3 separate regions of the Homo sapiens genome follow, and regions 2 and 3 are each linked to region 1. The links are chromatin contacts, found by Hi-C or POLR2A ChIA-PET in ENCODE. All regions are on one chromosome and are shown on one strand. Each heading gives the region's core, a stretch centred on a gene start or an enhancer-like site at or near the end of the contact. The rest is flanking DNA. Distances are from core to core; before and after follow the strand shown. Region 1 holds the start of POR (cytochrome p450 oxidoreductase). Region 2 has its middle 34 kb from the start of SRRM3. Region 3 overlaps HIP1 (huntingtin interacting protein 1).

Region 1 (2,800 bases), core at 148-2,647:
ATAAGTAGCTCAAAAACCACTCTCTTAAAAGGAAAATAAGAACTCCTAAAACAGCCCTCCTCCCAAAAAAAAGGAAGTGGACCTTTCTGGGTTCCCTGGTTTACTAACTGGGCCTTTGGAGCTGTTCTCCTGACCAAGCCAACCCCATAACCACTCAAAAGGGATTTCCGTAGGTAGAACTTGCAAATGGTTAATGAATCAATGCCTTCTCCATAAAGCAAGACCCAAGGAATTACAGCAGTGAACAACGGTGGGGATACTGGATCCCCCAGAGGGTTCCATAAACGTTCTGCTTACAAGGAGGATTAAAGTTCTCGATGCCACTCTCTGGGACCCTGTCTTGATCCTCAGAATCTCAACCCTGTGGGGAGAGCAGGGTGGCTGTCTTACTACCAGACCCACTGATCAGAAAACGGAGGCTCCAGGAGGTATCTTGCTTGCCAAGAATCAAACCAGGGCCACCCAGTCCAGTCCTGTCTCCTTTTGTGCTGGCATCATTCTCCAGCTTGGCCAAGCTCAGAGGCAAGGCAAGGCAAGGCTGCAGCTTTAAGGGTTTAAGAGAGGAGACAGCCACTTTCATTGAAACAGCCCCAAACTCCTTATTAGTGGTCACCAGTTTACACAAGGGTAACTCGTTTTGAAAAACAATACGCAGAAAGTCGAAGTCAATCAAGCTCACTGAAACCTCTACTCTCCTCCCCCTGGCGCCCAAGAGACCTTGAACTCTTACCCAATTGCTCCCCCGATCTAAGGGTGTCCCGGCTCCCCCAGGAGATCCGGGTACCTGTGTTGTGGGGGCCGCCGAGACACCTGACTGCGAGGGGCACTGCCCTCAGGGATGCAGGCCGGGCTGGGGGGCTCCCGTGATCCATCGACTCAGCCCACCTGATGCTGCAGGGTTAGATTCGGGTCCCATGAGCATGCATCGAGCGCCTCTCACGTTAGGTACCCCCAGAATTCGCTGCCTCCCGAGGCCCATTCATCGTACAGATGGGGAAACTGAGGCTCGGAGAGTTAAAGTGGCTTAGCCCGTGGGGGGCGGCGGCGCGGGGACTGGACCCCGAGCCCTGAGATACCGAGCCCTAACCCTCAGCCGAGGGCCTGCCGGGCTCTCTCGGCCCAAGCTGTGGAAAAGTCGACCCTCAGGCCGCCGCGGGAGATCAGCTCTAGGGGAAGGGCGACGCGGAGGAGGGCCGGGGTGGGAGCCATGCCTTCCGCCCGAGCGTCGGGCCAGACGCGCAGTGCCCAGGCCCGAGGGCCCACCCCGACGCAGAGAGCCAGGCGGCCGCGGTGAACTGAGGCGCCCGGCAAACCCCGAGTCTTGGGGCCCGACCTCACCCACCCCGCCGTCGCCGCGAAAGATAGCACTCACCGCTGGCAGCCCGGCTGCTCTCTGCGGGCACCTGGGCAGGGCTCAGGCCCACACCACTGAGGCGCTACCACCGCCTTCGCCGGCCGCGGGGGTGGGGGCGTGGCCATTGGGCCGCCGCCCCGCCCACTCGAGCCGCGCGTGCATTCCCGGAGCCCCGCGCTTCCCCCTGCAAATTTGCGCTCTTGGTACGGCCCGGCCCGGCCACGCCCCCTCGCGGCTCGGCTGGGTCGCCCGGCAGAGAAATGAAAGTGCGTGGTTCCGGGGGTGGCGGAGTCGCCTGGAGACGGCGGCTGCGGCTTCTACAGCTCGGACCCTGCAGGTCACCGGGCCGGCTGCCCACCTTCCCGGGGATCACTGCAGAACTGTGGCTGTGCGCCCGCCGGTCTAGCCTCCTCCTTCGGGCCGCCGCTTGCTTGTGATCGCCACATTGTCTCCTCCACGGCCCTGTTTCCTCACCTGAAATTGGCGAGGCTTCAGGCCCAAGTCGTCTCCCTGGGTTCCCTCCATCCAGCCTGACGGCGGAGGGCGCGCGTTTGTTTTTAGAGACAGGGTCTCGTTCTGTCGCCCAGGCTGGATTGCAGTGGTGCAGTCACAGCTCACTGCAGCCTTCAACTCCTGTGCTCAGGCGATTCTCCCACTTCAGCCTCCCAGTAGCTGGGACTACAGGCGCGCCACCACACCTAGCTAATTTTATTTTATTTTATTTGCAGAGATGCGGTCTCGCTATGATGCCCAGGTTGGTCTCGAACTGGTCTCAAGTGATCCTCCCTCCTCGGCCTCTCAAAGCGCTGCGATTACAGGCGTGAGGTCCCACACGCTGCCTAGAGCTCGCTTTTGAAGGCCGGCCTGTTGGGGGTGGGAAGTGACCAAGCAGGAGGCAAGCCCTGGATGGAAGAGGAGTGGGGGGATACAGAGAGCTTCTGGGGTTTGAAAAGTCTGGCAGCCTTGGTTGGGGAGTGAAGCCCACCTCTGCCTCCTGCTATGGTTTCTACTTTACAGGGTCATGAAGATTAAGTGGTATAACCTTTGTTCCTAAAGGATTTAGAGCACGGCATTACTAAGTGTTCTCATCGCCATTGTTATTATTACTACTACTACTATTATTACTAGCTGTGCTGTGAATTCCTTTTGCAACACTGTGCAACTCACTTCTCTCAGAGCCCCTTCTCCATCTTTTAAAAATAGCCCAGGCACGGTGGCTCACGCCTGTAATCCCAGAACTTTGGTAGGCTGAGGTGGGCGGATCACCTGAGGTCAGGAGTTCGAGACCAGCCTGACCAACATGGCAAAACCCCGTCTCTACTAAAAATACAAAAATTAGCTGGGCATGGTGGCGGGTGCCTGTAATCCCACCTACTGGGGAGACTGAGGCAGGAGACCCACTTGAACCCCGGAGGCAGAGGTTGCAGTGAGCCCAGTTCACACCAC
Region 2 (3,266 bases), core at 429-2,928, 250 kb before region 1:
ATGGTGGGAGAATCACCTGAGTCAAGGAAGTCGAGGCTGCAGTGAGCTGTGACTGTGCCACTGTACTCCAGCCTGCATGACAGAGTGAGATTTTGCCTCAAAAAAAAATTTTTTTTTGGCTGGGCGCAGTGGCTCATGCATTTTGGGAGGCCGAGGCAGGTGGATCATGAGGTCAAGAGATCAAGACCATCCTGGCCAACATGGCGAAACCCTGTCTCTACTAAAAATACAAAAATTAGCTGGGCATGGTGGCATGTGCCTGTAGTCCCAGCTACTCGAGAGGCTGAGGCAGGAGAATCACTTGAACCCAGGAGGCGGAGGTGGCAGTGAGCCGAGATCATGCCACTGCACTCCAGCTCAAAAAATATATATATTTTTTTAATTAACAAGTTCTAGTATCTAAAATGAGCAAAATCGTCACGTGTGGTGGATCACACCTGTAATCCCAGCAATTTGGGATGCCAAGGCATGTGGATCATCTGAGGTCAGGAGTTCAAGACCAGGCTGCAGTGAGCCAAGATTGCACCACTGCACTCCAGCTGGGGAGACAGAGTGAGACTCCATCTCAAAAAAAAAAAAAAAAAAAAAAAAAGTAAATATGCATTTGAAAAGAACAGCATCAGCCAGGTACAGTGGCTCACGCCTGTAATCCCAGCACTTTGGGAGGCCGAGGGTAGAGGATAGCTGAGCCCAGGAGTTTGAGACCACCCTGGGCAACATGGTGAAACCCTGTCTCTACAAAAAATACAAAAATTAGCCAACTGTGGTAGTAAACACCTGCAGTCTCAGCTACTTGGGAGGCTGGGGAAAGGATTGCTTGAGTCTGGGAGGTCGAGGCTGCAGTGAGCCATGATTGCGCCACCTCACTCCAGCCTGGGCAACAGAGCAAGACCCTCTCTCAAAAAAGAAAAAAAAACATGCAAAAAGAAAACAAAACAGAACAGCGTCATTTCCTTATCATTAGTTTGAAGGAAGGGAATCACTGGCAAAAGTTTCCATTTTCTTTTTTTTGAGATGGAGTCTCACTCTGTCGCCCAGGCTGGAGTGCAATGGCGCGATCTCGGCTCACTGCAAGCTCTGCCTCCCGGGTTCACACCATTCTCCTGCCTCAGCCTCCTGAGTAGCTGGGACTACAGGCGCCCACCACGACGCCCAGCTAATTTTTTGTATTTTTGTAGAGACCGAATTTCACCATGTTGCTCAAGCTAGTCTGGAACGCCTGAGCTCAAGGGATCTGCCCACCTCGGCCTCCCAAAGTGCTAGGATTAAGGGCGTGAGTTACCAGGCCGGCCCAATTACTTTCTTCAGTCTGAGCATGAGCACTGGAAGAAAAGCTCTCACTCACATGTAATTTTTTTTAGAGACATGGTCTCCCTCTGTCACCCAGGCTGAAGTGCAGTGGCGTAATCTCAGCTCACGGTAACCTCAACCTCCCGGGCTCCAAATATATATATATATATATATATATATATATATATATTTTTTTTTTTTTAGTTGGAGTCTCGGTCTGTCGCCCAGGCTGGAGTGCAGTGGCGCGATCTCGGCTCACTGCAGCCGCCGCCCCCCGGGTTCAAGCAATTCTCTGCCTCTGCCTCAGCCTCCCGAATAGCTGGTATTACATGTGCCCGCCACCACGCCCGGCTAATTTTTTATTTTTAGTATAGACGGCATTCACCATGCTGGCCAGGATGGTCTTGAATTTCCGACCTCGTGATCCACCTGTCTCGGCCTCCCAAAGTGCTGGGATTAAAGGCGTGAGCCACCGTGCCCGGCCCGATCGCTTATATTTTTAAAGAGATGTTTTCTTGGTTTCCTAGCCCCTCGTACCCCCTACAAAGTTCCAAAGGCTTTGATGTTGTTGCAAAGGCCATGAGAGGTCAAGCCGAGGGGTGCAGCTCCCTAATGCGGTGTAGCCTCAGACGGGGCCGATCCTGCCCAGAATGAGCGGCGCCGGGCGGTGGGGGACGCTGCCGGTGTCCCCGGGACCTGGCTGGGGGAGGAGTTGGGGGGGCGCACCTACACAGGCTCAGGTGACGCGAGTGTGCGGCAAGGGCTGTAGCCGGAGCTAGCGGGCTTGTGGTGGCCACTGAGGAGCTTCTGCCCGACAGTGCCCTCCGGGCCACAGCCGCTTGGTGCGCAGCGCCTACTCGCTCAGCGTCAGGCCCTTGCTGCGCCCTACGCCGCAGGCTGGGAAGTCGCGCAGGTAGCAGTAGTACAGGCAGTGGTAAAGCTCGTCCTTGTAGCTTATTGGTGTCGGCGGCCGAGTCGGAGCCTGCGGACACTAACCCGCCGCCTACTGACACTGACCGGCAGTCTGTGGCCACGCGTCTGCGCATGCGCTCTCCTGGAATACCCAGCCGCCGCGCCTCGAGTTCCGATTGGTTCTACAGAAGGGGCGCGCCTCCGCTGACGTCACAGGCGCGGGCCTTCCGGCGACGTAATAGCGCCGGCCTTCGGCGATGTCACAGTGACGCTACAGTGCCTGGAGCTGGGCTGTTTTCTCCTCGGTTTGGAGCCTGGTGACCGTGACTTCCCCGCCATGTTCTGTGTGTTGCTGGCTGGAGAAGGGTAGTTGACAAACTCCGACCCAGCACAGTGTTTCTGTGGGTCAAAACTAGAAAACTATGTCCGGGCTCCGCCGAGGCGGAAGGATCCCTTCAGGCCAGGAGTTAAAGAGCGGCCTGGGCAACATGGCGCGACTCCATCTCTGTAGTCCCTCCTCAGCTTCCCAGATACTTGAACCCCAAGGTTCAAGGCTGCAATGAGCTATGATCCCATCACAGCACTCTATCCTGCGAGACTGAAGTAAACCTTGTCTAAAAAAATAAACTATCCAAGTGTGCAACAGGGAGGGACCGCTTAAAGAAAACATGGTAATTGTATGTTCAAATACTTTTAACAAGTGCAAAATGTATAGGCTTAAATAAATAGGGCTGGCCGGGCGCGTTGGCTCACGCCTGTAATTCCAACATTTTGTGTGCCCGAGGCATTCCGATCACTTGAAGTCAGGAACTCGAGACCAGCCTGGCCAATATGGTGAAACCCCATCTCTACTAAAAATATAAAAATTAGGCCAGGCACCTTGCATCGTTTCAGGAGGCTCGCACCTCCCTAAGGGCCCGTTAATTGAACCCCTCGGACCTGAGGGTGAGAAACCTTGGCTTAGTTCTTCCCAGGGTGATCAGCCCAGGGGTAAGAGAGGAGAGGCCAGAAAGCAGGACCCATGAGAAGGGCCCCCTCCTGGAGTTTGAGGCCCATTCCTTCCT
Region 3 (3,204 bases), core at 705-3,204, 250 kb after region 1:
CAGCACTTTGGGAGGCCAAGGCAGGCAGATCACTTGAGGCCAGGAGTTCAAGACCAGCCTGGCCAATATGGTGAAATCCCAACCCTACTAAAAATACAAAAATTAGTCGGACGTGGTGGTGCATGCTTGTAATCCCAGCTACTCAGGAAGCTGAGGCATGAGAATTGCTTGAACCTGGGAGGCAGAGGTTGCAGTGAGCCGAGATTGTACTACTGCACTCCAGCCTGGGCAATGGAGCAATGGAGCAAGACTTTGTCTGTCCGTCTGCCTGTCTCTCTCTCTCTCTCTCTCTCCCTATACATATATATATGTATGTATACGTATACATACACATACATATATATGTATGTGTATATATGTATGTATACGTATACATACACATACATATATATGTATGTGTATATATGTGTGTATACGTATACACACACACATATGTATGTGTATATATGTATGTATATGTATACACACACATATGTATGTGTATATATGTATGTATACGTATACATACACATATGTATGTGTATATATGTATGTATACGTATACATACACACATATATATGCATGTGTATGTATACATATACATACATATATACATACATATATGTGTGTATATATGTATGTATACATATATGTGTGTATATAGTATGTGTATGTATACACACACAATATATGTATATATACATATGTATATGTGTGTATATATGTATGTACATATATGTATGTAAATATACACACATACATGTATGTATGTACACACATGTGTGTGCATATATGCATACATGTATGTATGCACATATGTGTGTATATGTGTGTGTATATACACATATATGTGTATATACACATATATGTGTATATATATACACATATATGTGTATATATATACACATATATGTGTATATATATACACATATATGTGTATATATATATACACATATATGTGTATATATATATATACACACATACATAAAATAATGGAAGGTAGCTGTTCCCCTGCTAGAGGCTGACACCTCCCTGTGTTCTGATCCCCTGTAATCTTGCCTTAGCAGGACCGTTGCTCTACTGATTAGCTGAGTCAGAAAACTAGAAGTCAAATTATCACTCACTACTCCACTCCCCTCCCACTCCCTTCCATTCCCGTCTCCTGCTGGGTTTTACCTCCTAAATACTCCCTGGCGGCTCTGTTCTCTCATCTCTTTCCTATTTTCACTGCTCATGGTCAGGACTCATCTAGTACACCCAGAACTGGCAGTACCCTCTTCACTGATCCCAGTCTCCACCCTGGCCATCCTCAGAGCTGTCCCTGCACAGAGGTCAGTGATGCATCAAAAACTCAGATCTGCTCCTGTCCCCTGGCAAACACCCTGAATTGACCATCTGCCTCCTACATCAGTCCGCCTCGCCTGCTGTAGGGGTAGGAGCAGTGCCGCCAGGATGACACACTCTGTCACCCAGGCTGGAGTGCAGTGGTGCAATCATAGCTCACTGCAGCCTTGACTGCCTAGGTTCCAGCGATCCTCCCACCTCAGCCTCCTGAGTAGCTGGGACTATAGGTGTACGCCACCCCTCCTGGTCTGGACATTATATTTGTTTAAATGATCTGTCTTTGAGTTTTCCTTCCCACTTACACTACAGACATCTGGAGAGCAAAGACGCTGTCCGGGATCTTCCTACTGGCCTGGCACACACCTGGTGCACAGCTGATTCAAAACAGAACTTGCCAAACCACCCACTGAATGTTTTCTTGGTCGTTGTACCAGAACAGATGATCATAAAGACAGTTTATGAAACGTAATTAGGATAAGTGTAAATTCTTGTAGTTACATCTGAAACTCACAGGCATGCAAATATCAGATGGGCAACTGTGGCTTGCAGCAGTTCATGTAGAAAAAAGGTGGGGATTTTCATTGAGGAAGCCTCAGCATGGGTCGCCGGTGTGGTGACGCTGCAGGAAGCAGCTCGGATCTTAGCCACCTGTGCTGGTGTCCTCTGAGAACTTGCTCTGTCCCTGTCCCCATTCTCTTTCATATCTTCAATAATTATTCCTCCTCTCAGCTTAAAAACAGGCCCTCGTGTCCTCTAACCTTTAAAAACCTCTTTCCAGGCCAGGCACCGTGGCTCACTCCAGGAGGCTGAGGAGGATGGATCATTTGAGGTCAGGAGTTCGAGACAAGACTGACCAACATGGTGAAATCCCGTCTCTACTAAAAATACAGAAATTAGCCAGGCATGGTAGTGTGTGCCTGTAATCCCAGCTTCTAGGGAAGTTGAGGCAGGAGAGTCACTTGAACCTGGGAGAGGGAGGTTGCAGTGAGCTGAGATCACGCAACTGCACTCCAGCCTGGGCGACAGAGCGAGACGCTGTCTCAAAAATAAATTAGTTAATAAAATAAAATAAATAAAAGCCTCTTTCCAGCCAGGCATGGTGGCTCACACTTGTAGTCTGAGCACTGGGGGAGTCCCAGGTAGGAGGATTGCTTGAGACCAGGAGTTTGAGACCAGCTAGGACAACATAGCAAGACCTCATCTTTACCAAATAAAATAGCTGGGCGTGGTGGTGCAGGTCTGTACTCCCAGCTACTCGGGAGGCTGGGGTGGGAGGGTTACTGGAGCCCAGGAGTTCCAGGCTGCCATGTGCTGTGATCGCACCACTGTGGTCCATCCTGGGTGACAGAACAAGAACCTGTCTCAAACAAACAAACAAACAAACAAAAATAGTGGAGACCCTCCAGTGTGAGCCTCCTCATCATCTCTGATTTCATCCCCCATGACATCGCCAGCTACGCCCCCTCCTTCCCCTCCTCCCTCCCCTCCACCTTCACCCCTTGTGGCTCACTCACGCACCCACTCTCCAGTCCACCCCTCCTCAGAGACCCTGTCCACTCATCCATCTCTCTCCCATTGCGCTTCCTCTTCACTCCGTTCCTTCTGCCTCCCACCATATGCAAATCTTCTCCATCCTTAAAAGCCTGATTGCCTCCTCTGGATTTTTCCACACTCTTGGGGAACTTCCTGTGACTCCCTGCCCTTCACCACCAGCCTTTCCCAAAGAGAAATCCCTCTCACCACCTCCCACTGCCCATCCTCCCCCAGTGGCTCCAAGGCACACATTTGGACTTAGGCCTGCGTTACTCTGCTGTAGCTGCCCCCAAGATGACATCAGGACCTAACAGCACTTGTAGCACCTTTTGCTCCCCATTCCCTGC

Evidence for each region. A loop is a pair of places that touch in the nucleus more often than their neighbours do. ChIA-PET counts read pairs that join two places held with the same protein, here RNA polymerase II (POLR2A). Pooled maps may share reads with other maps.
Region 2: a loop to region 1 is called in a map of CD4-positive, alpha-beta memory T cell, with 25 times the contacts of the local background. The contact joins the enhancer-like site here to the promoter of POR in region 1. A Hi-C loop is called at or near these places in 1 of 168 maps with a recorded cell type or tissue (CD4-positive, alpha-beta memory T cell) and 10 of 50 pooled maps. POLR2A ChIA-PET finds 5 or more read pairs at or near these places in 3 of 52 experiments (MCF 10A, PC-9 and activated B cell).
Region 3: a pooled map shows a loop between it and region 1 (12-fold over the local background). The contact joins the enhancer-like site here to the promoter of POR in region 1. A Hi-C loop is called at or near these places in 1 of 37 single-sample maps with no recorded cell type and 3 of 50 pooled maps. POLR2A ChIA-PET finds 5 or more read pairs at or near these places in 4 of 52 experiments (GM12878, H1, MCF 10A and 1 more).

The regions. Positions count from the first base shown.
Region 1 is chr7:75,913,752-75,916,551 of GRCh38, reverse strand. It overlaps POR (cytochrome p450 oxidoreductase), which reads right to left and starts at 1,397. Exons shown (of 16, transcript NM_001395413.1): 1 at 1,373-1,397. It overlaps MIR4651 (microRNA 4651), which reads right to left and starts at 1,355; the gene lies at 1,283-1,355. LOC124901680 (a long non-coding RNA gene) reads right to left here. Exons shown (of 2, transcript XR_007060393.1): 2 at 2,058-2,256. RefSeq lists a silencer at 1,190-1,679 and an enhancer at 1,940-1,989.
Region 2 is chr7:76,165,768-76,169,033 of GRCh38, reverse strand. No RefSeq gene overlaps it. Among named protein-coding and RNA genes, the nearest start is that of SRRM3, 34 kb to the left of the region's middle. Within about 2 kb of position 1,678, at least 2 of the 41 ENCODE cell types and tissues checked have a DNase peak (open chromatin) inside an H3K27ac peak, as active enhancers do.
Region 3 is chr7:75,661,686-75,664,889 of GRCh38, reverse strand. All of the region lies in intron 1 of HIP1 (huntingtin interacting protein 1), which reads left to right. Among named protein-coding and RNA genes, the nearest start is that of HIP1, 76 kb to the left of the region's middle. Within about 2 kb of position 1,954, at least 4 of the 41 ENCODE cell types and tissues checked have a DNase peak (open chromatin) inside an H3K27ac peak, as active enhancers do; they include GM12878, where a contact is called at or near this core.